Linked DNA regions of Mus musculus: regions 1 and 3 are each linked to region 2. A link is a loop called in an ENCODE intact Hi-C map of the cell type or tissue named here. Cell type or tissue: left cerebral cortex. All regions are shown on one strand. Links, peaks and the distances in the headings refer to the core of each region. The heading gives the core; the rest is flanking DNA.

What was found. Peaks named below come from ENCODE experiments on the same cell type or tissue, not always from the same donor. Only the 100,000 strongest peaks of a DNase experiment are listed, where the experiment ranks them.
Region 1: a loop joins it to region 2, with 3 times the contacts of the local background. A loop is called at or near these places in 9 of 42 quality-filtered maps.
Region 3: a loop joins it to region 2, with 3.0 times the contacts of the local background. A loop is called at or near these places in 3 of 42 quality-filtered maps.

The regions. Positions count from the first base shown.
Region 1 is chr15:26,323,483-26,331,482 of GRCm38, reverse strand. All of the region lies in intron 2 of Marchf11 (membrane associated ring-CH-type finger 11), which reads right to left. Among named protein-coding and RNA genes, the nearest start is that of Marchf11, 18 kb to the right of the region's middle. In left cerebral cortex, for the core only: a CTCF peak has its summit at 4,117 (motif pointing right); DNase peaks (open chromatin) are centred at 4,137 and 6,840.
Region 2 is chr15:26,006,328-26,017,900 of GRCm38, reverse strand. No RefSeq gene overlaps it. Among named protein-coding and RNA genes, the nearest start is that of Zfp622, 28 kb to the right of the region's middle. In left cerebral cortex, for the core only: no CTCF peak of the experiment used is centred there; DNase peaks (open chromatin) are centred at 4,199, 4,937 and 5,287; H3K4me3 peaks cover 329 bases.
Region 3 is chr15:26,302,030-26,313,376 of GRCm38, reverse strand. Marchf11 (membrane associated ring-CH-type finger 11) reads right to left here and starts at 4,329. Exons shown (of 4, transcript NM_177597.6): 1 at 3,585-4,329; 2 at 2,251-2,406. The coding sequence starts at 4,115. In left cerebral cortex, for the core only: a CTCF peak has its summit at 4,602; DNase peaks (open chromatin) are centred at 3,727, 4,436, 4,570, 6,043 and 2 more places; H3K4me3 peaks cover 3,266 bases; H3K27ac peaks cover 1,594 bases.

The sequences.
Region 1 (8,000 bases), core at 1-8,000, 320 kb before region 2:
ACATAATAAAAAATAAAAAAATAAAAAAATAAAAAACTAGTAAAGAGATTGCATCAGCTATCAAATAAATAATTAAATAATCCCAAGACTTGGTGGCTTGGTTGTTGGATCTATCAAATATTTATATGATTACCAATCCACTGAAACTCTAAGACAAAAGCCAAATGTCGGGCACTCACTGCTGACCTTGCTGGGAACCTCAAGAAATAAAAGGACACGATGGGGAAAGAAAGTTACCATTGACCCTGATGGATAGAGACACAAAAATCAGCGACAAAACACCAGCACACCAAAACCAAAGAAATGTCAACATGACAAAGTAGATATTATTCTTGGAATATGAGAAAATGTCAACATACACAGATCTATAGAGATGACCCAGCATGTCACCATGATATCTTAGTAGATGTGGACATACTTGATGAACTTCATCATGCTTCTACACTGAAAATAGAAGTTAAGCACAGGAGAAATCCTTTAGTACCACAGAAGGTAAATATGGCTGTCTCATAGGTACATTCCAACTTAACAGTCAGAGGGTTTTTTATTCTTTGCCAGTTTCAGACATGTGTGTAAGGAATTCTAGTCATTTTCATCCCATCACCTTTTCTCAACTCTGCCTCCGCTGATGACCCCCCTCTTCTACTTCTGTGTCTTCTTTGTGTGTGGGACCCACTGAATGTATGAGTTGCTTACACCAGGATCGGTTTGTTTGGATGTGACCCTAAAAGCACAGGCAACAAAAATAAAGACATAAATAATAACTATATTGAAATTTCAAAGGTCCTGTGTAGCAAATGAAACTATCATCCGGATAAAGAGACAACCTATAGAATGAGAGAAAATATTTTTAATCTGTGCATTCACACAGGACCATACCAAGGAAATAACACCTGCTTTTCAAAGACCCAAATCAAGCCAGGCAGTGGTGGCTCATGCCTTTAATCCCAGCATTTGGGAGGCAGAGGCAGACAGATTTCCGAGTTCGAGGCTAGCCTGGTCTACAGAGTGAGTTCCAGGACAGCTAGAGCTATACAGAAAAACAACTGCCGAGGGGCGGGGGCGGGGGAGGACTCAAATCAACATTTCTGAAATGGCTAAAACACATGTGAAAAAAAAAACAAGTTGAACATTTATTTTAGTAATCAAGGAAACGTAAGGAAAGTGCAGTGAGTTACTACTTCATACCTGTTAGAATGACTACTATCAAAAAGGATAAAGGTTATGTGTGGGCAAGAATATAGAGGCAAGGCAAATTCCACAGTGTTTAAGGTACAAGCTTACAGTGTGTAAACTGGTACAGCTGTATAAATGCATGAGGGCTGCTCTTGAATTGGAAAACAGAATTACCGTATGGCCCAATAATCTTAACACTGGGTATACTCCACAGGAAATGAATGCACAAGGGCTACCAGCACCAACACAGTCCATTGCAACATTATTCACAGCAACCAAATATGGAATCGACTTGTGCCCCTCTATTACAGATGAACAGAAAAAGAAAATGGGGCATCTACACATAATGATGAGTATTAATAACATTTATAATAAACTCTGTAGTCTCCAGTACTCCATCCCAATTTTGTCTTTAATCATTGACCTGCTTCCAAAGTCTAACAATGGCATGCTAATCAGCTTGGCATAAACAAAGAGAAATAATTCTCCATTTATAACAACATAGATAAACTAAGAAGACATTATGTTAATTGAAATAAGTCACACACACACACACACTTACACATGTACACAAAGACAAATACTGTATGATCTCTCCTTTATGAGAAGACACATAACACAGAATCAGAAAATAGAACATAGCCACCATGGGCCAGGAGTGTTGGCTGAAGGATTTAATTTTCAATTAGGAAGAATCAAGTTCAAGTGCTCTGTGGGGACTATAATCAGCACTACAGTGATGTATTCTTGAAACAGTTATGGAGTAGGTTTTAAGGATTCTCATAACAAATACCAAGTAAGTAGGGTGATACATATATGTCTCAGCTTGTTTAGTCTCCTCACAATTTTACATATCTTAAAATATATGTTTCATAAGATAAACATACGTAATCTTTTTCTGCTCATGTGATGCAATTAATAATGGTAAATTCTGTACTCATAGGAAAGGTCTAGGTCTACAAGTAATTCTCGCGGTTATAAGCTTTTGTTATGAAAAGCTTGTTCTTTGATTTTAAAACGATTGGCTAAATAAAGTGTTCTACAACCAATTACTGGAGGGGTTAGAAATAAGTGGGTTTTGAGTTACTTGGTTAGGGGTGGAGAAGAGAGAAAGGAGTGAGGAGATGCCAGGAGGAGGAGGAGGAAGAGGAAGGAAAGAGGAGGAGGAGGACATGGAGGAGGAGGAGGAGGAGGATGAGGAGGAGGAGGAGGACGAGGAGGAGGAGGAGGAGGAGGAGGAGGAGAAATGAGAGAAGAGGAATCTGCCAGGAGAAACAGCAAGTATCTGTGGTACCCTATTGGGGATGTAGCCAGGGGAGCAGTTAGAAGAGTACGTTAGAGGTTACCATCCAGTAATTGTCAAAGCCATATAAAATAAAAATAGCCTGAGTCTTGTTTATTTGTAAGCTTGTCAGGGATAAGTATAAAGTGGTTCTACCACACAAATGTTTTCAGAAACATTGAAATCTGGTGGTCTATCTTGAAAAAGCTACATAAATAAGTGGTATAGGCTCAGTGACATATGAACACGCTATAATCTAACTGAAAGGTCTTGCTCAGCTTCTCTCAGCTTTCCCTCCACCTGTCTAAAAACCAGAGTTGAAGGAGATATCCCTGACAGAGATAGCACTCCTTCCACTGCCTGTTATGCTTCCACAGACCTACTGGCACATAGTAAGGTGGGACAGGGACAACACAAGCTCCTTAGAACACCGGTCATTACAGATCCTATATTTTTGGTGCCTCAAACCAAGAGCGATTTTGGCTTACTTAACATGAAAAGGGAAAGTTCATATGTGTTTCCAGACACACAATTTTTGCCTGCATCCAACTGTTCCGATTGTTAAACTACATTGTAACTCTAAAGTTAAATGTTATGTCCCACCTAGAAAAATAAAAGTCATGTTTCTCTTCCTTTCTTCTTTTGATTTCTTTGTTATTTCAAGGGTAGATCACTAGGGAGTCACAACTGCCTAGAAAGTATTCTTCTTCATGCATGCTCTCACTAGGAGAGAGCCTCAGGGGTGGTTGGTACCTCAACAGTTACAGCATAATTAACGTTCAGCCTTCTGTTAACTAAGAACTAAAGCTGTCTGGAAGACAGTCCCCCTCAAGCTCAGTGGCTTGCCATTAGTGAAATAATCACTCATAATGAAAAACCTAATTTTCAAATAAAGTTCATAAACTTTACATCATAAAAATGGTGTCTCATCTAATTCTCTTTAGAAATGTAGCCCCAAGCAAAGTAAAATGTTTTCTTTGAAAATGTAAAAAAAAAAAAAAAATACAGAAGCAAGCATGTGACCAGTTTCTCTTTCAAATAATAAAGTTTTTCCAATTATTGGTCAGTAGTTGCTTTTGTACATGTGAAACCAGATAATTATTTTGCTTAAAGAATTTGTGCCTTGTTCAGAAGTGTTTGATTTTCAATGTCACACAAACATAGTCTGATCTTACTAGGTGTTATAATTATGTTCTCTTTAAACAAGACCCCAGCCAGAAATATAATAAGCAATCATAATTGAATGTTCTTCCTAAAATAAATGCAAATGAATTCACTCTGTTTGAGTTCACACGCCTTCTAATCTTAAACTACTGTAAAATTATTTCAAAAATGCCTAAGAGTTTAATGTTTAACCTGACCAATACATGATATATGTACTTGTTAAACATATTCTGTTAATATATTATATTATATATACATGTGTGTGTGTGCCTAGCCAAATAGAAAATTTCATTCACACCGATTAGCTAAGCAATGATACATGATACATCTTTTTGTCATTGAGTTTTAAAAACATTTTAACTAAATGTCTACTTTAAAATGAAAACCTTAAATGAGTTTAATGTTGGTCATGTTCATGTCCAAGTACAGAGATAACCTTAACCCAGAGAACTTTGAGCAGGACTCCAAGAACATAACCTTGGTTCCTGTGAGACACTAGAGGGCAGAGTTGCACAGGGAAGTTTTTCTGCCACCAAACTGGAAAGGACCTTGACTGTTTCTTGCTCTATATTTATTTGAAAAGGTTTCTAAACTTTTGAGCCTAAACTTTTCCATGATGAAACCAAACAATAAACCTAGAGAAGATCTGATGGAGAATACTGTTCTATAAATGGCTGTTCCTCCTTCTTGCGATGAACATCACAGTCCCTAAGACGTGACTGCTGCTTTTCTTCTGAATGAAAGACTCTCAGCTGCCAAGGCACACTTGTGGACTTTAAAAGCTGGAGGTGTTGAGTTACTAGTGACTTGCCCCACCAAATTTTGGGAAGCAAGTATTCCATTCATGTTAATCAAGTGCCATAAGATCAAAGATAATCTCTCCAGGCCATTAAAAGTTTTCTGAAGAAAGAATTCTCACCCTCCAGAATCTTTTATAGCCACATTCCCTATAAATGGCAGAGATGCAAAAATAATATGGGCTGTCCAGAATCCATTGCACTGATAAATGAAGCCCATTTATTTCCAAATGGATTCTGGAAGGCCAAGTATCAATTTGCACAGCTCCAGGAGCAACAGAAAGTCATTCCCCACCCTCTAAGTCATTGCATGTCTTTCACTGTGGCCAAGTCATTCAAGATACCTCAATATATCTCAATTATATTATGCTGAACATCAGAGCATCAAGCATTCATTCTCCAAACAGCCTAGTTTCCAGGCGACATTAGATGAGATGACTGAACTGCTCTGCAAACCCATTCATCTCAGGAACTGTGTTTTTAGTGAGGAAAAAAATGCACTTGTCTAAAAAAGAAATCATTTCAAAGCTGGTTTTTATTTGCTTTATAATTACTATTTTATAAAATCAGCATTAAAAGTAATTTCAAGGATACCATAATTAAGGATCTATAAATGTTTAATTTGATTCTGTCAATCTAACAACATAAGGAATTGATAGCCACTATATCAGGACTCACCACACAGCTTGGCAAGTAGCTGAGCTTATATTGATCTGCATATTACCGAAGCCCATGTTCTTTCAACTATATTCTGACAACCCTCATAGAATCTCAAGCCTTGTAAAAATATATGTGGCATAGTTTAAAAGGCCATGGCATAAATGGCAGAGGCTGGTTGTGTCAACTTGCTATCCTCCTCTGGAGAGTCTGCAGTTACAGAGAATATTAGCTATTTGAAAATAGTAAAAAGTATTGTGTATTCATATACTAGTAAAAAGTTAACCCCTGAATGCTTAATTTCTCATTCCAGGTCCTGGATTGGAAGAAGAGAAATGAAGAAGGAGGAAGAGGAGGAGGAGGAGGAGGAGCAGGAAAAACCCAGATAGTTTCTTACAAATTGTAGATGAAGACAACTGAATGAGTGTCTAAGTTAACACATATTCACAGAGAGTCCATTAGGAATTTAAGAAAACATAATTCAGCATATGACCCCTGAGTATAGAATCTTAGACTCTCTAGATTAATAACTTTATAATCTGAACTCAACCTACAAAGTATTCATTTATTTTTTAATAACTTTCTATCATAGGAACCAACTTCATTCAGACCCAAATTTTCATACTTAATGATCCAACCATGTAGTCTCTCTAAGAGATCCGATTCATATTCAAAGACCAGATGGATGGAGAGGTAAAAGGAGGATAGGGCTCTGTGTCACGGGAACATGTAACCAAAGTAGAGTCACAGTGGACAGATAACATCAGACAAAACTAATTCCAAGATGAAGCTGGAGATTTCTATGTATTTAGTGAGAGTTCGCTTCAGAAATCTGTATTTCTGAATGCAATCACCAGTTTAGCTACTAAGAGGCAGGGATTTGAAGAGACAATTAAGTTATAAGACTATAATCCTCATAGGTGGAACTCAGGACCTGGTCAAGGGTCTGAAAGGAGTAAGTTTCAGTCTCTTCCCTTCACCCCTGTCTTGGGGACACAGCAGTCATTGAGTTAGCCGTCACCAGACACCAAACCTGCATGTACCTAAATCTTAGATTATAACTCTCTATTATGAGAAATAAACTTCTATTTTTTCAAACTACTAGACATAAGATATTTCATTACAGAACTAAAATTAGACTAAAACATTGAAACAAACAAAAAAAAATCTATAATGATAAAATGCCCAGTATGTCAGGAGGATAAAACTTTAGAAACATATTAGTTCTCTATACCAGAGCCCTAAATTACATGAAGGAGAAAACAAATAATTCAAAATGAACAGTTGAAGACATCAAAGATCAAGTTTCCCCCAGAAAGGAAATCAACAAGAAAATAGAAGACTTTAACATCACCATAAAAAGTGTCCATTTAGAACACTCTTCAGGGCAAAATGTCTCACCTAAAACACTTTGGACCATATGAGATTCACAACTCCAAATTTTCTGGTTCTTTAATATAAAACAGTACATTTGGGACAGATTATGAAATATCTACATTATTATCATGCTGTCTATTCCTTTATTTGCCCTTCAGAATGCAATTCAACTAGTTTCCAAAATCAGCATCAGCATCAACATCAGCATCTAATCTGAGGTGTCACGTCCTCTGACTTCCCTAAGTCCCCTATCTGCCTAAACGTACACCTCTTCCATGTACCCTACATGCAGTTTTCTTCTTGTTAACACTTCATAGTGCCATTGCATATTCACAGCAACTGATGAACCAACCACCACAGGGGTGTTGCTGTCAACTAGTCCCCACACTTTATAGCATGCTGGTTTTTCTCAGGCTCCATTTTCTATTCTTGGCTCCAGCCCGAACTCATCACATTTAGTCATCGTGTCCTTTCTGTCTCCTATTGTCTCATATGTTCCTCACTCTTTTTCTTCAGCTTTAAAAATTGCTCAAGTGCTTTGTAGGCTTCTTCTCAATTCTTTCTGTCTAATGGTTTTTCATAAATGTACTGAGGTGTTGGGTTTCAGGTGAGACAATTTCATCACAGCATATCAAGGGTATATGCTATCAACATGACCACTAGGGATGGTATCATTCCCTGGCAGTGTTAGCCTTAGTCGTGTGACTAAAGCAATTGCTAGACATTGCAAATGTAAATCTATTCCCCTCTCCACTTTTGACAGCCACATCACTCTATTCTTTGGAAACAAATCACTGAGTATAATAGACACTCAAAGGGTAGAAGGAGGGGGGTGATACCTCTAGAAGGGTATAGTAAATTATTTCAAGTGTCCTTGGTGAGAGATTTGCCTATCTTTCACATCAGTGTCCTCCACTTGACTCAAGTCCTAAATGGTCTATTTTAACAAATCCTGAAACTACATTGAGGATTTGTTAGGGCTCTCAATAGAACCAATACCAATAGTGTGTGTGTGTGTGTGTGTGTGTGTGTGTGTGTGTGTGTGTGTGTGTGTGTGTCTGTGTCTGTGTGTCTGTGTCTGTGTGTGTGTCTGTGTGTGTGTCTGTGTGTGTGTCTGTGTATGTACATGTGTATGGGCACATGCATGTGCATTTGCATGTGTGTGTGTGTGTGTCTGAGTGTGTGTGTGTGTGTGTTGAGAGATTTATGGCCAGGAGCTAGTTCATATGACTGAGCCTGATGAGTCCTCAGATCGTTAATCAGTGTGGCTAGAGATTCATCAGAGCAGCCTCTGTGATCCCAGGAGGCTCCTGAAAGTCTGAGAAACAAGAGAGCTGACACAACGGCACTGAAAGCCTGTGGATCTGAAGGACAGTCAGGGCAACCCAGGGAGAGCCGATGCTTCTGTTCACATGCAACAGAAGAGCAAAGCAATTCTCTGACTGGGAGATAGATAGGCCATGGAATTCCCTCCCTGCCAGGAGAAGGTCAGCCACTTTTTTTCCACTTAGGATTCCAATTTCTAGGACAGGCCCAAGCAGATTAGA
Region 2 (11,573 bases), core at 1,633-9,632:
ACTCAGAAATCTACCTGCCTCTGCTTCTGCCTCCCAAGTGCTGGGATTAAAGGCGTGCGCCACCACTGCTCCGGACTTTTAACTTTTAATAACAGTCCTGTTGCTGGCTTTGGTCCACCTACAAGTCAGCATCCAAAGCTGCAGAAAGAACACAAAGATAAAGAACACCAAAGAAGGTTTGATACCCCAGCATAAGGGGTTGCTAGAGCGCTGAGGTGGGAATGAGGGTGGGGGAGCACTCTCACAGAGGCAAAGAGGAGGGGGCATGGGATGGGGGGTTGTGGAGGGGAAACCCAGAAGGAGGATATTTGCTGACCCCTGTTGTTGAATTAGGGAAGGCTGAAAGAAGCTGAGGAGAAGGGCGACCCTGTAGGAGGACCAGCAGTCTCAATTAACATGGACCCCTGAGATCTTTCAAATACTGGACCACCAAACAGACAGCACACACCAGGTGATATGAGGCCCCCCAACACACATACAGTAGAGGACTTCCGGGTCTGTGTTCATTCAGAGATGAAGCACCTAACCCTCAAAGGACTGGAGGCCCCAGGGAGTTTAGAGGTCAGGTGGGGTGGGAGGGATAGGGGTATCCACGTAAAGAAGGGGTGGGGTGGGGAGGAGGAATGGGATGTGGAGCAGTCAGAGGATAGATGGGGAGGGGGCAGGGAGTGGAATATGGAGTGTAAAAAATGAATTACAAATAAAATTAATTTTTTTAAAAAGAAATGTAAATAAATAAAATAATTGATTTTTTTTTAAAAGAGTAAAAAGGGCTCTGGAACTGGCTCTGCCGGGATAGGCTCCCTCACAAGCTTCTTCGCAGGCAGGCAGGCACCTGAAAACCTGCCAAAGACAGCTCATTGTCCAGCAGTAACACACTGTACTCCAGGTTCACAACCCTAGGCTTGCTCTGCTGACATCATCGCAAGGCAAAAATCAAAAATTACCATTTGAAATACGATATAGTCCCATAGAAAAAAAGGCATAAAGAAAAGTTGTGATTCTCTCCCTTGCTTATAGAGTTCAGGTGTCTATCGAATTGTATCAATCGTTATAACTCTCAACTCAGATTAGAACACCATTCATTCCTTAAAATCATATTGAATCTTTATTTAGAAATCTCTCCCTACTGGGTCCACAAAAGAATTTTGAGATTATTTCATATCTTAAAGGATTACTAGATAAATTCATCTTTGACAAGTTGCCCTGAATTTTAGTTGAATAAAGAATCAATTAACTTAGCTCTCTGATCAATGAGACGACTACGATGAGTTCCCAACACTAACAGGTCTGTCCTGTGGGGATATTGATTTATAAGCATGTCAGACAGAGATTTTATTTCACTTCCTGTTTTTACTGCTCCGCCTGCAGCTGTCAACCGGGACCACAGACAGGCTCCCCTGGGATCGTGGAGGCGGAAGAGTGTGAGGCCTTCGGGGTCAGCCTTGAAAGCGGGGAACACTCAGCTCTGACCTGGTCTATTGAAATCAATATGGCATGGCGCAGAGAGAGGAAGCAGATGGCAGAGTGTGGCTACATCAATATTTTCTTTATTCTGTGCTCTATATTAAATTCTGTTCAGGAATAAGTGAATTAAATTGACCATGAGAGATAAAAAAAAAAAAAAAAAAAAAAGAGGGAGGGTGTGATGAATCGTTTCTCAAGCGCGGTGTGATCACCACTCCAGCTTCTGCCCTGCCCGAGAGGTTTCTTTTCCTTCTAATGAAGTTATCTCCACTGCATCCTAGGCTATGTGATAAATGTACAAAAGGAGGCATGTGGGAGAGAAAGGCTTGCAGTCTGCCCTCCCAGGATGTCGCCATTAGCATTTCAGCATACTTCATCATGAAGTTCTCTGTGTGTTTGACATGGCTACAAACTATGCTTTTTTTTTCCCATTTAAAACCAGTGTAAGACAATCTCCTGTCTTATTGTAAATTTGTTTTGTCTCAGTGAAAGGTGTTGATATCCTAGCGTGGGATAGGCCTTTTCTGGTCCCACAGAACTGGTTGGCAGTGAGATTGGCGCTCTATTAATCTACTGAGCTCAATGCCCACATGTGCACTCTCCACTATGTCCAACTGACTTAAAATATGCATTCCTTTTGAGCAGTAAATCATCTTTAGGGGATCTATATGAAATCCAAAATGTATGAAATGATCTGAAGCATTCTGCAATGTCAAACTCAGAAAGAAATCTATTAAAAATTAGAGAAGATAGATGATAGATAGATAGATAGATAGATAGATGGATAGATAGATGGATAGACAGCCAACTTGAAAGGGCTCCCACTAGCAAAATGACACAGTATGACCATCTTAGAAAATAATAATCACACTCTTTTAAATTTTCAATTAAACAATCAATGTGCTCACAATGGTACTTAAAAAGATTTACTTATGGAAAATTAGCTCATTACTGTGAAAACAGCTAGGTATCTAAAATCTAGAATTTGGCTTTCTCTTCCTGGATTAACTAGATCTCAACAGAACCAGATAACTAGCAAAGCTAATATTAAAGGAGAATTATGAATAAATCATTTAGAAGCAGGGGCCAAATTTTTTTTTTTAAAAAAAGGTATGACTTCAATCCCTAATGAGCCACCAGGTGGAAGCAATCTTGTCAGTGAGAGTTCACAGGACAGCTGTAAAAGGCAGAGTATTGGGTCCCACCTATTTGATTATCTGTAGTATTCGAAGTTGGAAAAATAGATTTCATGAGATCATGGTGGAATCCACAGGAAGTGCACAGCATGGGAAACAGTGTGACCTAAAAGCACTTGAACTTTAATCACTGCAAGGCTCAGATACAATTACAAGGGGGTTGTCATTGTTGTTGTTGTTGTTGTTGTTGTTGTTGTTGTTGTTAGTGTTCTTTGTCAGAAATACAGAGAAACAAGTAGAAAAACAAAGCATGTGGAAAACAGGACCTAAAAGATACATAAGCTGGTTTCTTCAACAAATTCAAAAAGCATAGAAACAATTGAAGAGAGGAGAAACATTGTACATTAAGTAGTTAAGATATATGATAACTGTGCAGTTTGTGGGTTTTATTGTTTAGCATTTGATTAGGCAGACTATAAAGGACTTTGAGAAAGTTGGACACATTTGAAGAACTATTGCAATATTTTACATATTTATTTTTTGATGTACCTAGATGATTTTATATATATATATGTGTGTGTGTGTGTGTGTGTTATATAATATGTAACATTAATATATAATATATATAATACACATACACACAGACATATATATGTTTGTGTGTGTGTGTGTATGTGTGTGTGTGTTGTTGTTGTTGTTTAATCTCATGTGATGAGTGAAGAAACTTCCATGACATTTGCTATTGACTTCAAATGTGCCAGGAAGAAAGAATGTGTGTCTATGTGTCCATGAGTCTGTGTGTCCATGTGTCTATATGTCTGCGTGTCCGTGTGTGTCTATGTGTCTGTATGTTTGTGTGTCAGTGTGTGTCTATGTGGGAGAAGAGACACGTGGTAGGAATGTGTAGATACACAAAGCTGTAAAATGTTGGTTATGGTTTAAGGCAAGTGATAGGCACTTAAAGAGTCCTTTTCTCTACTTCTTTGTGTTTGGAATTTACAATTAAAATAAGTAGCATCAAGAATGATATTTAAAAGGATATTATATCACTAGGCGTGGTGGTTCATACCTTCAATCCCAGCACTTGGGAGGCAAAAGCAGGTGGATGTCTGTGAGTTTAAGGCCAACCTGGTCTATAGAGCAAGTTCCAAGGTAGCCAGAGCTATACAGAGAGACCCTTTCTCAAAAAAAAAAAAAGATATTAAATTATATAGAAATGAAATTCTACTTGGGAAAACTTTAAAGGAATGGAACAAATAAGTGAGAGAATGCCTATTAGAAACTCTTTCTCCATATGTTGTATGCTGATACCTTATCTATATTTGAGTAGAACCAGTCTAAGCATTATCCGATTCATTTTTAAATTGATGATTAATTAAAAGATTAAACATGGTCTACATTCTTTTGGCGCCTAACACTAGCGCCAGTTTAAGTAGGAACATCAGAATTCTCAATGGAGGCTAGAAGTTTAGTAACTGAAGAGGTCCGTGGGATGCTGCGTGAACACGTCATCCTTGCTGCAAAAACGAGAACGTACTGTGGAGAGGGACTGAGGGCACAGAGGGGGCAGATCACTGTCTGCGGTCCCGCTTAAAGGCGAAGATGATGATTGGAGCTTTCAAAATACGTCACAGTGGATCACAAAACAAAGCAGATTTAATCGTGAGGGGTGGGGTAAACGGACTCATGCCAGCACTTCTGTTTCAAGAATGCAGTTAAACAAACTAATAGCTTCCAAGGGTTAAAAATAAGTCCATTCACCGTGTGCTCCCACACATTCCATGCGATGACAGATGGAGATCTAATTTTAAAAACAGAACTACATTTAAAAAAAAAAAAACTTCAGAAACATCTATCCAAACAATGGATTAGGACTTTATTAAAAACTAAATAATTTAGCACCAGAAGTTCATAGCAGGAACGATGCTCTGTGACAAAGGCTACTCGCAGAAACGAAGCCCTTTGTGTTCGGTAAAATATTTTGAGCTAAATTAAATGACTACGTCTTTTCATTTTCAGCTTGCTATGGAGCAATTATGTGCTAACAAATGATTTATTTTTAAGTAGAGTTGTAAAAATTGGGGGGAAAGGGCATGTATAGAATGTTTAAACCAGAGCGTGCTCTTAGGTCAGGCCCAGGGGACCTGGGCTCTAATAGGCAAGGTCATGTGCAGGAGCACTTGGGAGCACCACCTGCAATGAATGGCAGGGCACAGGGAGCAGCTGAACCGTGATGCTGTTACTGGAAGCTGAGAAAACTCCACAGGGAGACTGGGTGGAAATGGTCCTTCAGGGTTTCTAACAGCGACACATAAACATGTCATCAGAAATGATCAGCTGTGACCATGGATGAGGTAGCTCCTGCTCAGCAGAGGCCATTCCTGAGGAGACATGGTGACGGGTCATCTGCAAAAGTCAGTCAAGTAACCGCCTCCACCCTCCTCCCACCGCTCTTCCTCCTCACACTGCTCCTCCACAATCCTCCTTCATTTTTGGTACTGGAGATTGAATTTAGGACCACATGCTTTTTAACAACTATATTACCACCGAGCTGTTATATCCCTTGTGCTTTTTATAAACACATTAAATTTTTTTTCTTTGAGACAGATTCTCATTTAGTTGCCTAGATAAGCCTTGAATTCTCTTTGTGTCTCAGGCAAGCATTAAAATTGCAATCCTCACGCTTTAGCCTCTCCAGTGAACTGGGATTATCAGCCTTTGCCCACAAGCCAAACTAGGATCCAACTCCTCTGACTGCTTGGGAAATAAGTATGTCACTCCACTGAGTCTCCCATATCTGTTATCTTTAGATTACAAGTTCATCTCCTCATTTAAGATTAGACTCTTGACTCTAGTTCTCTTTTGCTGCAGAAACATACAAGAAGACAGCTACACAGTGGCTATCACCATAGCTGGCAAATTCCTCCTCCTCCTTCTACTATCTCTTCTAGATTCCTTGTGCATTTAAATACCTCTGCTATTGAGTTTGGGTTTGATAACTCAGACTCTGCTCCGTAAAGAACCTGAACCGTTAGTCACCATGAGGATTCATGGCCGTGATGAATGGCCAAGATCAAGTCATGTTTCTGTCACTTACTTATTTACCATCAGAATCTCTACGGGAGTACTCAGAGCCTACCCTGTGAACCACCTATATGTGGCTACAACTAGGTAGTAGCTGCAGCTTCAAGTTTAGATTGTTGTTGTTGTTGTTGTTGTCGTCGCTGTTGTTATTCCTGGCGGAAACCTTTCCTTCTGGTGACCAGGACATTAGAGACTGCCTTGGTCAGTGTTTCTATTGCTTCAATGGAACACCATGATACAAGCAACTTGGGGACGAGACGGTTTAATTGGCTTACACTTCCACAATACTGTTTATCATCAGAGGGAGACAGAATAGTAACTCACACAGGGCAGGAGCCTGGAGCAGGAGCTGATGCAGAGGCCATGCAAGGGGCGTTCCTTACCGGCTTGTTCCCCATGGCTTGTTCATAGAACCATCTCATAGAACCCAGGACCACTAGCCCAGGGATGGCACCACCCACAATGAGCTGGGCCCTCCACCATCTAAGTAAGCCTTACAGATGGGTCTCATGGAGGTATTTTCTCAAGTGAGGTTCCCTCCTCTCAGATGACTCCAACCTGTGTCAAATTGGCATATGATTATCCAGCACAGAGACTAAGTACATAAGAACAAAGAAACACACATTCACTAAAAAGGTCACTGGAAATAGCAGGAAAGGATCCAGGTCTAATTCCAACCCTTATTTTATAACATAGCAATCCATCTAGCAAAGACAGTACATAGTGGGCCTTGATTCAATGTGACTCCATCGTCACATGGTCTCATCTGTCAACTTTACCCCTGCTTTGTAAAGGAGTTAGTTGCTTCTGGGGAGGCTGGGTGTGATAAGGGCAGTGGACCCCACAGTCCTGCACCCATTGTTTTTCTTTGCTATGAAGTGAGACATTCTAAAGGGCCATATGTCAGTCTATCAGGAAAGCTGAAAACTGTCAGTTAGAGGTACTGCTTGAATATCCATAAGCCAAAAGGGTAAAGCCATTTATGAAGTATGTGCCAAGGCCAATCAAGACAAATTATTACCCCTTCCAGATTGCAAGGGAGCCCAGTAATCAAGTTTCTAAATATGACTGGTTACTCTCAAGAAACAGTTTATTGGAAGCTCAGGGTTGGTTTCCATTATTTCTAGGTTGAACACTCAGTAACAGCGGGCAATTAGTTGATTCTTATGTTGGCTCATTTTAATTGGATTTTATAAATTGTTATTCAGTCCTTATAGACCGCTATTTTTATTGAAAATAAATTTTTCATACAATATATTCTAATTATGGTTCTCTCTTCTCCAGCTCCCCCGGATCTGTCTACCTCCTATAGTTTTGAAGGGTGTTAACTAACGAATTAGTGAGGATTCTGTGAGGGCCTCTCCTCTTTCACGGCTGGATGTGATTGGAATGGTAGATTTCTCTGCTGTTCTCCCTGCGTGAGATGCTGGGTTTTAGTGTATTGTCTCGGTCATGGTAGGAAAATTCCAGAAGCTTCCATTTGACCCCCGGTACAATGAGAGTTCACCTTACAAATGGCAGAGCTAACAAGGGTATTCAGTCAACTCCTATGGATAAAATTTTAATTACATAATCAGAAATGGAACAAATGATCACCAAGTAAATAGAGTAAAAAAGAACCAACTGAGAAGTTGATTAACTGCCTCTTACAAGCTTCACTTTAGCCAAGGATCACGATGAAGTATAAAGTTCCTTGCGTATCAGTGTTTTCCATGCTGAAGGGTTTTCTTAAGTGTATATGACTTACCTATTTTCAAATTTTCCAGTTACCCAGTGAATGTCCACGTATTCCTCTTGGTGTAGACTGAGGAAACTATTATCATGAGCACTTGTCATGAGATAGTAAGATGCTTCTGCAACCCATCTTTAGCTTTAGTGGCCGGGTCTTGCATGGAAGGACTGACCCAGGTCTGGTGTTAGTCGTGGCTTTTCCGTGTGGTGTGGGTAACTATTTGTTGCCTTTTCTCATTACCCTGATCAGATGCCTGATAAGAAGCAACTTAGGGAACTTTATTCAGTGGCCATCCTGGTTGTAAAATTCCCTGTAGTGGCATCGCGGTGCTCCTACTCAAGCCTGCCTGACACAGTAGTCCACTGTCACATCACGGGGCTGTGTCCTTAACCCCATGTTCCTCTCCACACAGGCACTGTGTCATCTCCCATCAGGACAAGAAGAGTAAGTGAAAGAGAATTTATATAACTTTCATTACAATGTGTATAATTAGTCTGTTTTATTATTGGTTGTTAACCTCTTATTGTGCTTTATAAATGATAAATGAAGCCTTTTTGCTCTTTTTTTTTTTTTTCAGAAACCTGCTACAGATGAGGAAGGGCTGCTGTAAGCTTCAAGTAGCCCTCTCCAGACAGAAGCTTTCTAGCTGCCGCTTCGCCTTGGCATTCATTCAAATGACTGCAAGCTCCCTGCTTCTACCACCTAAGTTCTGTCGTCAAGTGGCTTCTGTCACCCTGGGATCTTATTATTCCCACTGCTATTGAAGAGACCAATCCATCGCTGCCCTGTGGAGAACAGTCACCGTTAAACTTCCCAGTGGCCTAGGCTTCCCCTCACCAGCTCATGCCTTTTAGCTTTGGCAAATGGCTTGTCATCTAATCAGTGACCTTGTGGGTTTTCTTTCCCTACAGAGCGTATGCATTCTAGGCAGCATGTCTGGTTCTTTCAGCTCTTTGATTTCTTTTATTACTGTCTGTTAATATATTCCTCACAGTTCTGCCCTATTGAGTCTGGTAATCACTTTGCTAAAGAGGAAGAGTCTATCAAGAGAATCCATAAGTAAACCAAAAGCACTAAGTCCTGTATCCTAAGACAGATCCCACATAAATAAACCTTGTCCAATGCTATATGCCATCCAACTTAATCCAGGCTCTTAGGTTAGGTCTTGCATATTCTTTGGCATGTTCTAATTTTTCTTCCTTATCAGAACCAGCACTTCTGCTTCTGTGGCCACTAAATTTATTCCAAATGAACCAACTGGCGATATTTTAAGTTACATCGGCCATTTGGCCCCTGGTTGAGAAACTGCCCACCTCTCCCAATGCAGCATGAAAGCACCCGGAATCAATGTGGCATGGTATCGTGATTGGAATCCAATGCCATTTTACCCCAGACAGAATATAGGCTGGATTTGGCTTGGAGGCTCCCATTGCTGATTGTAGTTATTGGTCTAGTGTTCAGGGTCAGGACAGATCCTGAGGTTAAAACACACTGTGAGGCAAAAGCCTTCCAACTTGTCTTCAGTTGAGTGAGCAAACGGAGCTCTGAATGAGAGAATGAGCCAAGGGGATTCAGTTCATCTGGAAATTCTAGGTTTGTGTCAGAATTAAGCCAGGTCTCTGACCCTGATCTAGCAGCCTTGCTGGTGTCAGAAATGTTGCCTTCTCTGGAGCTCTGCCAGTCTTAGAATCAAGTACAAGGACAGATCCTGAGGTTAAAACACACTACGAGCCTGGCTGGTTTCTGCTTCTGGCTGTAGGCAATGGGAGTCTCTTTATAAACTACCACATGCCTTCTAGCCTTCACACTTAGCCTGAAATTGATGATCAACCGTTGCAACCTTCATCACCTTTCTCTAATTCATTTTCTAGCTCTAAGCAGCTGATATCCAATTGCACTGTACTAACAATGACCACTGGCCCTGGCCCTCTCAAGGACTCTGGACGCAGCACCTGCATGTACATTGCCTTCACATCTCATCACAGTGAATGCTGCAGCGATTACATGGCTGCAGCCAGCTAAGGCCATCAGTATTCCAAGCACACAGCTAGAGCATCCTTACTGTCCATGCTGGGCAGCTGAGGACTCAGCTTCAAATTAGAGTTTTCTTCTATGGCCTCTCTAGACCCCAGAGTTTTCCATGAGAATGAACTCTGAATAAGAGATTTCTGTGTAGGACTTTTATTGTTAAATGTCTTCAAAATCAATTATTATGAGAATAGAAGACAAAGAAGTCCACAGAGGAAGAAAATTACCTGTGATTCAGCTAACAAAGGCCTTTGGAAATGCCATGGGTTGCTGTCAGAATTGTTCTAGTCAAGGAAGGACAGACAGGGAGAGTAGGCTACCCTACCCACTGCAGACTGTGGAGTGGTCTTGAGAATTCTGTTCCCTTCTGCAAGGTCGGGGTGTGGGGAGCACAGCAAAGGTAAGCACTCCTAAGAGGGAGAGGGCATTCCTGTGGTCTGCAAGGGAGATAGGGCCACATATCTAATGGCTTTGGGCAAGGCAGCCCACTATGCAGGTCACACCTGTTACCAGGGATTCTGGGAGAAGACCTGGGTTCCGCTAATTGTTCTGAATTTTTTTTTTCCTAAAGATGCTCTATGTGATGAAGGCAATAAAGTAGCAGTAGTCTGGTGGATAGACAAAGTGAAATGTCAATGTTTAAAGGGCGAAATAAAGAGAAACAAAGAGATGCAGAGTCAGAGGAAGGTGTGGAAGGAAGGGAATAAAGGGGAAAAAAACAGATCCTTCTAACTCTCTACCGCAGCCACAACTCCTTTCACTTAACATTCACATTGTGTAAGAGCCTGTGTCTCTCTACTCCTCCACCCTTTAACAAACAACGTTGCCCTACCTTTTGACATGGCAGGTTGGTATTTGAAATGCCATACTGCCGAGGTTGTGACAGTGGCAAGCTCAGGTCTACTGTAATTAAAGTAGATATGTATTTAAGTTGGGTACGAAGGTAAATTGCCTCTTCATATCCACGGCATGGGCAAGTGCCTGCATGGAGGTCACTTATTTTCCTCAGAAGTTAGGAGATATTTTAGATGATTTGAACTTTGAAACTATAGAGATTTATTAAATCTCACGGAAACCAATAATTGAAAGCTTTTTCAAGACTCCAAGTATTATTTGTAGCTGAGGGAGGCCTTGTCTGGCATCAAGAGGAAGAAAAACCCTTGGTCCTGTGTAGGCTCAATTCCCCAGTATAGGGGAACGCCAGGGTGGTGAGGTGTGAGTGGGTGGGTGAGAGGGGGAGCATCCTCATAAAAGGAGGGGAGGGAGGATGGAAGAGAGGGATTCCAGAAGGGAAACCAAGAAAGGGAATCACATTTGAAATGTAAATATATAAAAAAAAATCCAATAAAACAAACAAACAAACAAAAAACCCACTCCAAACTAACACTGTGTAGTTTCAAATTCTGATAAAATTGTCAGAAGTGTTATTTAGAATCCTATAATCCTGTATTTTTGTCCAACATTCATTTGGAACCAGGATTTTTATCTTCAAACAACTCTAGGGTTGATTATTCTGTGAAATAAAATCGTGCATTGGAGGTTATGAGCAGTATGTTTGGGTTTTATTTATCAACTTTTATGTGCTATGACCTCTTTGGTCTCTATTACTTGGAATGTAATGAGTCCTAGATCTTACTGTGTCCATTCATGTTATAGTAATTCTTCAGGGTATTATGGTCTTGGCCAGGGATAGCTTCAATGAGCTAAATATAAAGTGTTTATACCTTCATTAATGCATCTGTTGATGCAACTAGAGTCACCAAGTATCTAAGTCCTTGTAGATTTGGGGATGTGAACAATGTTTAACAAAGGACTCATAGCAAATCCTATAATAGCAGTGAGGAATATGAGAAAAGGCCACAAACAGCCAAAGGCAGAAGCAGGTGGGCAGCCCAGGCTCTAGGTGCATAGCCACTGCTGCTCATTCTCACACAGCGGCCTGGGCTTACCTCAGCAAGTACTGCTGCTCCGGAGCACTTACTAGTCAGCCAGATCATTTTCCATGGGTCCTGAAGAGCAACACAGTGCAGTAGCTCTCAAAGGACAATTCAGGAACCCCAGGGTGTCACTGAGACCCTTGCAAGGAATTTTCAAAGCCAAAGTTAATTTTTTAATAACACTGATAC
Region 3 (11,347 bases), core at 1-8,000, 300 kb before region 2:
AATAAGTACCAGGCACTATATGTTTTAGATATAGTCTTCAAAGTTCTTTCATCGTTAGCATGATACAATGTACTAGCATAGCATGCATGAACCTTGTTTCTAAATATTACCTTCCATCTCAGAGTAATAATCAGATAATGTCACAGATCATATATACAATCTTAAATATATTCGTAGTGTTGGGTTAATTTGGAGGATTTTGACTTTTTGAGGAAAAATTGTTTGGATAATTGCTTTTGTTAAAATTATTACTGATTATGAAATTAATGAAACTAAAGACCTAAATTCCTTTGGCCATAGGATTACAAATGCTATAAATAGTATTATTTGCTCATATATCACATATACAATCTTAAATACATTAGCAGTATTGGATTAATTTGGATGATTTTGATTTTTTCGAGGAAAAATTGTTTAGAGAATTGCTTTTGTTAAAATAATTACTGGTTATTTTTTGAAACTGATGAAATTAAAGGCATAAATTCCTTTGGCCATAGGGTTACAATTGCTATAAATAGTATTATTTGCCCTAGACTTTTACATCTATTCAGTGTTAATAAGAAGCCTATTTCTATTTACTGCAAAATTAATGTTCAAAAAGAATGAATATATAGTAGCTCTCAAAGTTTTTTGAAATACCTTTCTGCTGTAGCTCCACACATCATTCTCTCTGGCTCACTACTGGTGAGAAAAAGTTCCTATGTCTTGCCTCTCATGTAGTCTGTTCATAAGATTATCATAGATACAACAATGTCAGCCAGGCCATAACCTTGGACATGGCTCAACTCTTTTTCTTTCTTTCTTTTCTTTTCTTTTTTCTTTCTTTCTTTTTTTTTTTTTTTTTTTTTTTTTTGGTTTTTTTCGAGACAGGGTTTCTCTGTGTAGCCCTGGCTGTCCTGGAACTCAGAAATCTGCCTGCCTCTGCCTCCCAAGTGCTGGGATTAAAGGCGTGCGCCACCAAGCCCGGCTGGCTCCAACTCCTTTTCATTTGGTCTTTTTCATTTTGAACTGGAAAAGGTCTGTGACTGACTTCTGTGTGGCCATACCTCTCGTTAGTTTCCCCTTTTCAACTAACTTGTAAGTCTGAGGTGGAGAAAATTCCGTTTTTCATCTCATGATTGCTAATTACGCCTTAAATGCAAATTTCAGAGTTGCAAATTAATTGCATATAAGGGATCAACTGAATATTAAGAAATTTAAATTCCCAATGCACTAATAATTCACATTCTGGATTCCTTCAGAAATATTACAGTGCCATGCATGTTGTGTACCTCAATGTAAATTGAGTTTTATCATGGGTAAACCTAGTGGCCATGGGCAAGCCTACTAGTGATGGATAAGTCTAGTAGTGAGAGCCACTAGGTCCCATTGTATTTCTCTCTTCAAATTTTCCATTGCCTTTTTCATGGTTGTTGCATCTCTGCTCCATCTCCTGCCAGATCTCTGTTACATACTGCCCCACTTTCCTCTAAGCTATCTTCTTAACATTCTGTATTTGATATTCCATCAGCCTATTCAAAAACTTGAGTCATTTCCACCCAAAAAAATAAGGAGATGGGGGAGGGGGTGAGCCTATTGTGGTGGGCAGGGAGGGGGGTTAACTGCAAACTTATGATACTGTGTCACTGTGACTTTACACAAAGATTTGAAACTAGGTAGAACTTCACCAGCATTATGGAGATCGGCTGCAGGGAACATGCCTGCGTCTCATATGTAACTGAATGGCACCAAGCGTTAATGTGGAAAAAAATTTTTTAAAACTCTTATGGAACAGAAAACATAAGCAGGAAGAATGTTTAGTCTTGAGCTGACAGACTCAACTGGAAGTTTCCACACTGGTAAACAGCCACTTCATTTGCATCTCTTTTCCATAAATTGAGCTAGGTATGGTTTAAAATGCAAAAAAAAAAAAAGTCTGCTAAATAAGCTGTATACCATCTCTTATTAATAAAACAGACTCATGTGGATTCATTTTTACCAATATAGCCTTTAAGAAACAGAATTCAGTATAATTTAATCAGTAAACAACAAATTATAAAGGAAATCATTTGGTTAAAATGCCCTTGGAGTTTCTCAGAAAGAATGTCATGGCTTTCTCTAAGCACCACCTACAAATTCTACATCTTGGTCTTACTGCAACTTGTATTAAATATTCTTAAGTAGTATTAAGGAGACCATTTAAGCCAAAACAAAATTCAAGTGTACCCGTGTTAACAAAATTATTCCTGGAAGAGTGAACATTGTGTCTACCTGGCAAGGTTGCTTCATTTTAATGGCTGTGACGTGGTATCTATAACAGCACAGCTCGCAGGTCCAGGAGCCTCTCTCACTGATCCACTTTAGAAGACACAGCTGATGTGTGTATCGAACAGACCCATCACATCGGCAAGGATTTAACAACTCACCCTGGAGTGGGAAAAAGAAAAAGAAGAAGAAGAAGCAGGCCACTGTAAATATCTGTGTTTCTGCCTCTACTTAAAAACCCTAAGCTTGATTTCGTTTCCATCTACTCTATTTACCTGGAACTATACAAGTATCAAGCTCTATCCCAGAAAACCAAATTAAAATTTTATATCTCTGATGGGAATGACACTAAAGTCTTTAAAAAAAAAAAACCTATTTCTAAGATAGTGCTTACAGTTATGACAGAAATGTTCCACTGACATACAAAATGTCTGCAAGATGCAGCCCCCAATGCCCTTGGGGGAAAGGCTCTACTATTAAATCTCTTTAATAACTTTTAAGTGGATGGTCAGATGCATTTCCTCTGCAGTTATTCTTAATCATTGCTAAAGGAGAAGTGCATAGCAGAAAGCAGCTCAGAGTAGCCTGCACTTTTACTTTTTCTAAATGTAGCATCATAAATATTGACTCAGGGCGCTATTTCCTGAAAGCCTGTGTATTCTTATGCAACTTCCTAACTTTCAGAGACATTAAAGCTAATGTTTTCACACACTTTGCAAGGGAGATGCATTCTCATTTCCCCTGCATGATGGTTCTTGTGGAAGTTTGTACGTGACTCTAATGATGCTTATAATTTTAAAAATGCATTTCTAACAAAGCATCAAGGACATCAATTGGCTAAGATACCCTTTCTGTTCAAGTACTTCCTTTTGCAAGAACTGTAGCACCTTTCTCATTAAAAATTTGTAATAAAAAACCCACCCTTTTTTGGTATTGCATATTGGTATTGCATACCTCATATTGGTATTGATGTAGCATGACTTATCCCCAGCCTCATTTGTATTCTGAAACTAAGTTCTCTGGATACATTAACAGAAAAGAGACCTGGCTTGAATCTACTTATAAACTAAAATCCTTTGAGTAATTCACAAGAAACGCTTGATGATGTTACCATTATAGTACCTAGGAGTACCTGACTTCAAAATAAGGTAGAGAGAAAAGGTGTAGGTTAATTTACTTCTGTATTGGCCACCAGAACACTTTATCAGCCTTCTCAGAAAGAGAACTGGAGAGGGAAGCTCAGTTGTGGGGCGTGCGCTGTCCGTGGTGCTGAAAGCTCTACCCTTGCGGTCCAGGTCCAGGACTCACCGCCTGCAGACCTGGGGTCCCTCTGGCCTTACCTGCTCTGCGCCCTGGAAGCAGATCTTGCAAATGGGCTGATGGTGCTGGTGCTGGTGCCCCGAGCGCTGGTCGCTACCGCCGCCACTACTGCTGCTGCGGCTGCTACATACGGAGCGTGTTTCGGGCTGGTCTCCGGTGCCTCGCCGCTCGCCCTCCCGGCACGCGCCGGCCTCGGGCTCCCCCGGGCTGCCTTTCCCCGTCGCAGCCTCGGGGAGCTTCACCTCTGGAAGGCGCCTAGGACCTTCGCAGGAGTCGCCCGCCGCTGTCACCTCCTGGTCGCCGGGCAACAGAGACGGCGGCAGCGGCGGTAGAGGCTCTCCTGCGCCCTTGCGCCGAGGGGCCAGTTCTACCGGCGGCTCGCCCGACCCTACGATGCGCTCCAGAGGCGCGGGCAGCGGCGGCCGGTAGCGTGGGGAGGTGGGGACCAGGACCGACTCTCCCGGAGGCGGGGGTGGGGGCGGCGGGGGCAGAGGTGGCTCAGCTTCGAGGCTGTCCGCCCGGCTAGACCGTTTTTTGCCCTCGTCGCTCATGGTGGAGTCGCCGCCGTCCTCCTGCCCGCCCGGTGGCGGGCCGGGCGCGGACTGCAGCCAGAGAGCGCAGAGGAAGGCTGGAGAGGGAGGAGGGAAGAGGGTGGGAAGGGGAACCGGGGCGAAGGGACTAGGAAGGCGGGACCAGGAGAGGACGCGGAGGACCGGCGCGGCGGCCGCAGAGGCGGCTGTTCAGCGGAGCCGCCGGCTCGGCTCTGATGGAGGCGGCGCCGAGTTCGGCTGCCCGTGCCAGGCGCGCGGGGGTGGGGATGGGAGGCGGGGAGGAGCGCAGAGCTGGGCAAGGAGGCTGGGAACAAGCACTGGACTGGGGGATGGGGGTAGGCAAGTCGTGCGTGAGAGAGAGGTGTGGGGTGCCGAGAGGACCCTGCTGGAACTGGGGGATTCCTGGGCCGCTTCCACTAACCCCGCCCCGGGCCGCTCACGTCGGTTCCGGGGCGGATTGCCCCTCGCAGAAGCGCGCGGTACTGCGGCTCCAGTGAGAAAGGAAAAGGGGGAGGGGTCGGAAGCTGCCGATCCAAAAACCGTTACTGGGTGGATCTGGGGGAATTCCGAGAAACCCGCCGGGTGGGGGCGCGGTGGGCCAAGCAGAGACCCGCGTGGGAGTAAGGATGAGGGCGAGGTAGGCATCCCTGTGAACAGAGGCACGCAGGAAAGGACTCTTGAGGACAGATGCTGTAGCTGCTCTTTGCTCCACTGTTGTTTTGGGGATCCCAGTCCTCTCTTCTTCAGAGGACTCTGCATCTCAAAAGTCTTCAAGCAGAAGCCTCTGAAACCTTTGTCATCCTGGGAATGCCCAATCCCCCTGTCTCCCTCTCCTGAATATATACATCCTGGATTTGTAAAAATTTTCGATGCGTCCGAGGTTGGAGGGTTGCAATGCTCCATTCTGTGGCTTGTGGGTCTCCTTCATGCTTGCACAAATATTGCTGCGTCCTTCCCAGGAAAAGTGGTTACAACCTTGACTCAGCCTGCCTCCACCCTCATCCACCCCCCACCCCCAGTCTCTCCTCCCTCTCTCCCTCTCTCTCCCTCTCCCCGGCCTCCTCTCTCCTCCCTCCCTACCCCTCCCTACCTTTTCTCTCCCTCTTCCTCTCTCTCCCCACCCCTTTCCAGTAGGGTACTGTGCTCCTGTGCTCTGGCCTTCTGTTCCAAACCCAGCAGTCTGAACTCTTAGGTTATTGGGGTTTTACCCTGCAAGGTGTCCATGCAAATCAATTGTGACTTATCACTGAAGTGGAGTCTTAATGACTTTGACAGAAGTGACTGGCCCTAAAACATTCCTTATTGGCCACATTTCATAGCTGAAGACCTAGGACCAGATAGGCAAACTAAGTTCAAGGTCACCAGCCTATTTAAGGACTGTCCATAGATCTGACACCAGTGTGTGTGTGTGTGTGTGTGTGTGTGTGTGTGTGTGTGTGTGTTTGCGTGCGCGTGCGCGCGCCAGGGTGATGGGCACATGAACATATACCAGCATTCACACACAATCCTTTCTTCATCTTCTTTAAAATAGTTCTGTAGCATGTGGGTTGTTTTGTGTCTCTAACTCCAGTTAACAGAATTGAAGTACTTGAGCACAGGCTTAAGTAGAATTTACAAGTATACATTTGCCTTTTTTAAAAAAGGAAAGAGAGAGGGTGAAGGGAAGGAGGAAAGGAGGGAGAAAGAAACAAACAACAAAGAAAAGAAAGGTAAAGACCCGGGTCTTTTGACATATATCACTGTGGCCTGGATGGAGTTGCAAAAGAAAGAAGAAGGAGGAGAAGAAGAAGAAGAAGAAGAAGAAGAAGAAGAAGAAGAAGAAAGAAGAAGACTGCTTCATCACAAATGGCTTCAGATGAAACAGCTTCCAGGAATGTCCTCTCACACAGTTCCCTCAGACCAGTTTATTTTTGGCAGCACAGTGGCAGCCAGCAAACACAGTTTTAAAATAATCCTTGCAAGCCCTGGCAGTTTACCATACTGAAGAAATGTGGCAGTAGATAGGGGTTGTTTGGGGTCTTCACCTTTCAAAAGTGCACTATACGCATTTGTATACTATCCCATTCATAAGATATTTTTTCCGAAGCATTCATATACTCAAATGCCTGAGCCATAAATTCTTAAAAGGGGAAAAACTTTATATATCATCCCAGGCAACTCAATGTGTTGCTGATCAATCACTATGAGATACAGCAAAATATGTTATTAATGGGTGAAATGAAGGCATAGATAGTGTACATAGCTAAGCAGGTAGACTGCAGCGAGGTGTGTCCTTTCGGTTGCTTGTTTCTGGAAAAAATAACTTCAATAACAGAAAAGCTCATTTCTTACTATGATGGCTAGCCTCATAAAAAAACTGAAAGAAACATTCTTTCTCAGCTACATTGAACTTGGAGGCTGATCTCTCCCCCTGACTAACAAAAGGCTCCACCCTACCTACTGAGTCGCCAATGGACCAGTAGAAACTGACTTTTGATCTCTCCTGTAAACGTGCGCTGTAATGAGAGACATGGAAAGAGGAGTGTCTCAGCTAGGCTGCCAACAACCAAATGGAAGAGACAGAAAGGAGGGCTAAGGAAGGACATCTCACTTCCAACAGCCACCAGTAGCTGATGTTCATCAAGTTTTTAAAAGTCAGGTTTTGAGCCTGATATAGCTGTCTCCTGAGAGGCTGTACCACTGCCTGACAAATACAGAGATGGGTGCTCTAAGCCAACCATTGGACCGAGATCAGGGTTCTCAATGGAAGAGTTAGAGGAAGGACCCAAGGAGCTGAAGGGGTTTGCAGCCCCATAGGAGGAACAACAATATGAACCAGCCATTACCCCCAGAGCTCCCAAGGGCTAAACCACCAATCAAAGAGTACACATGGTGGGACTCATGGCTCTAGCTGCATATGCAGCAGAGATTGGCCTTGTCAGACATCAATGGGAGGAGAGGCCCTTGGTCCTGTGAAGGCTCCATGCCCCAGTATAGGGGAATGCCAGGACAGGGAATCAGGAGTGGGTGGGTTGATGAGCAGGGGTGGAGAGGGAATAGGGGGGGTTGGGAGGGGAAACTAGGAAAGGGGATAATATTTGAAATGTAAATAAAGAAAATAATTTTTAAAAAGTCAAGTTTTGTCAAATGCAAGTGAATGATGACATGTATGTGGAACATATATAAATAAGGAGAAAGGTAAACAGCATAGCAGATTTGTTTAAATCCCTGATTATGCTCCTCACATACATCCTTCACTGACATGGGCCACTTCTCTCTGGCCTACAGACCCTTTAGTCACAAGTAGCTGAATGGAAGAATGATGGGGAAAATGTTAAAGAGCCACACAAGTATGTCCCCAGATGTCCTTTTGTGGCGTTAATATATGACCCTAAGAGTTTCTCTGGCAGCTTCTCTAGCATTCACAAACCCTGGAACTAAATGCTGAAAGCACTTGAAAGGAAGGGGAGTCGGACAGCAGTTAAGGCAGGCCATGGCGGTTGAGAGTGATTTTATACCTATCCTGAATCTAAACTGGGCAGGATGACCTTGACACACCCTTCAAACACATAAAGATAGCCTGGAGAGCTCTTTAGAATTGCTGTTTAAAAAAATCCTTTTAAGTGTAGCTCTTACAGGTATTCCAAAATTATTCCATTGGCACGTTTAGGATACATTGAAACCTCTGTGGAGATTGAGTACAATACAATACAATACAATACAATACAATACAACACAATACATAGTGTTCTCAGTTGTCTTCACATACCCAAGAATCTAGCCTGCGTTTAATCCTGGAATCATTTCCCCAGACTTGTGCTATAAAACAAGGTTACATTGTGCTTGATAGTGGAGAGCTGCAATCATCAGACCCAGCACTCACCTGTGCAGAGTACAGCCTTGTCAGGTACCAGAAATGGTGTCTGTCTGTCAACCTCAGGTCAGCACAGCTCTGTATGCAGAGAGGTCCGCAACTTACAGCTTCCTCCCTCTCTCCTTAACTCTAGCTGCATATATCAAACTGTACCATATACCAAGATGTATCATTCAAGGCCACTTCTCACTAAGCAGGTCCAGTCCAAAAACAGAGAGCATCCCCAAATCTTTTATTCATCCCCTTTATGCCAGCAGCAAGCTGTTCACTCTGTCCATGCGTTCTATTGTTCAAGCCAAATCCTTTTACGTCATCCCTGCATTTTTTCTCACATTTGTGTGTGAAATGGGTCCTACAAATGTACTTTCAAAATATATACCGTATCCTACTAAGGCTCGCTGCTGTACCTGCTGTTCCTGTTCAGACTGCCATCTTCAGGCACTAGAACCATCAACACGCTTTCCCTGGGTGTGTCTCTGCTTCTCACCACAGTTACATCCCCTGCAGTGGCCAGATAATCTCATTCAAGTGTGACACCAATGGCTTCTGTGGTATTTTGAATGAAAATGGTCCCATAGGATCATAGGGTGCAGTGCAATTGGAAGTGTAGCCTTGTTGAAGCAGGTGTGTGGCCTTGCTGGAGGAAGTGGCTCGTTCTCTTCCTGCTGCATGCCGAACTGATCTGGTTGTAGAACTTTCAGCTCCTTCTCCAGCACCATGTCTGTCTGTATACTGCCATGTTCTCTGCCGTGACAATGACGGACTAAACCTCTGAAACTGTAAGCCAGCTCCAATTAAATGTTTTCCTTTATAAAAGTTACCATGGGCATGGTGTCCCTTTATAGCAATAGAAACCCTAAATAAGACAGCTTCCCATCATACTATCAAAAACCTTAGCAGAGCCCTACCTTTGACTCTGAGGATATCTGTATACCCTACCCAGAATTCACCTCTTCCTACTCACTCTTGCAACAGTTACAAGCTTGTGATTTCCTAGGGTCTCTTTCTTCTTGTATCTTGTCTTTAAGACACAGTCCTGTCTCACTTCACCCATCCACCCCCTTCTGAAATAAGATCTTCTACTATCATTATAGGTCTGACCTTAGTTATCTTCTTCTTCATCCCACTTTCCAACATTTCACCATTCATCCCACTACCCACCATCCACTCACTCTTCCCACTACCCAACATCTACTCATTCATTTCACTACCCAACAACTGCTCATTTTTCCCACTACCCAACATCCACTCATTCTTCCTACTACCCAACATCCACTCATTTATCCTACTACCCAACATCCGCACATCCAATCATTCATCCTACTGCCTAACATTCCCTCTTTCATCCCACTACCCACCATCCACTCATATATATAGTCACGTTTTGCATATTTTTCTTGCTTCTTTTCTCACTTAGCATCTTTGACTGGCACTTTTCCCCTATAGGAAGCTGTCTTGTACAGGGTTCTATTACCAGTGACTAGAACAGAGTAGTACACATCAAATATTTACTATCAACCAATCAATCAATCAATCAATCAAAGGTCTGTCATACAGGAAATTATTCATCAGCTTCTGTGTTTAAAGCACTTTGTAGCTGATTAAGCTGAATAGCTAGGTCCTTCCTACCTTTACAGTGTTCACTGACCTTCATCAGCTTGGTAACTTTGACCTATAGTCCTCAAGATACCTGGTATCTTCTCTAAAATATCTAGGGTACCTAAACTCTGATAACAAACAAGTGCCACCAAAATTTACTGATTGCCACCACCTCCCTTCAGCCCACTTCCCAAATGTTCTGAGACCTTGCAAATAAGAAAATATTCTCTTAAAGGGTATGTTGATTTGTAAAACTTTATATTGTACTAAAATAATGAGGAAGCCTTGTGTTCTTCCCTGCCTTGAACCTTGGAAATACAAAAGAGTTCTTCACATCAGAGATATGAATGCCCAAAGTGCCTAATTAAAACACTGTGTATATCGGCATGCACAGGGCATCCAGAACCAACCTGCCATCTGGAATGTAGTAAAATCAATGTCACTGGACAGAGCAGCCAAAACTCTAATAAAGCCATTTCTGAGTTCATTCAGCTGAAAATTATCTTGTTTTCTATCAAATTCATATATTACATGGGATTTTATGCTACATCTTGAATGGCATGCCTTGCATTATATTATTAAATATGTTTTTATTTGGGCCTTTCCCATTGTTCTCCATTTTAACCCACTTGAATTGAGTCTATATAACCCCTTTTTCTGAAGGCTATAATTACTGTGATGTGAACTATGTGTGAGCTAAAAGTTAATATTAAAAATGTTGATTAAAAATAACTTATTTTTAAATTATTAATTCACTTCTATATACGTAACAACTTAAAAAGGGATTGAATCCACCATGCTTGGGCAGAGAGCAGAGGAGTCATCTATAGAACTTGATAATGCAGATATAACCACCTTATAACTAGCTTTGACAAAGACTCTATCCCTAGGGATCATCATTCAAGAGCCATAATTTGTACAGAAGAATTGCCAAGTTTTCTTACTCTTTCACCAGTCCCTATCCACTTTTCTTCAAACTCCTAATCCTACTACCAGGACATCAGATCTCATAGAGAAGTGTGGAGATATGAAGTCAGAAGCAATATTATTTTGCTGTCTTTCATATGGATGTGAATCTTGTCTGCTGCAATGCCTACCTCTTTTGTGAGGCCCCTATCATAGAGCATCTCTTTAAAAAGAAGAAAGAAGGAGGAGGAGGAGGAGGAGGAAGGAGAAAAGAAGGAGGAGGAGGAGGAGGAAGGAGAAAAGGAGGAGGAGGAGGAGGAGGAGGAAGAAGAAGAAGAAGAAGAAGAAGAAGAAGAAGAAGAAGAAGAAGAAGAAGAAGAAGAAGAAGAAGAAGAAGAAGAAAAGAAGAAGGGAACCAACTCCAACTTTCCACTAGACCACTAATCCCAATGGAATCCCTCTGCACCATTGTCTAGAACTTAAGCATTCCAAGAAAAAGTTGTGATATAGCTAAAATACACCATGCACTGATGGCCAGCCGTGAAGATCTAATAAAAAAAATAAAATTTAAAAAACCCACAAAGTTACTAAGAATAAATGGCAGTTCCTTAAAGGAAGGGAGGCACATGTTCTTCCAGAACATCAACTGCATGGCTAAAAATGGGTACCATGTCTGTCCACTTCTTGAATGTAGTCTGTACTAATTCATGTCTACTATCCATCTGAATTCCTACAGCTGGACAGACTCAGCTAAGGCTAACACACGAAACTGCATTCCCAGATGTACTAATTTTTTATTGTGATACAAAGCAAGAATTGTAAAAACTTGTTTATATATAAATAAGATGCCTAAATGCTTAATCCAGAGAGGCTT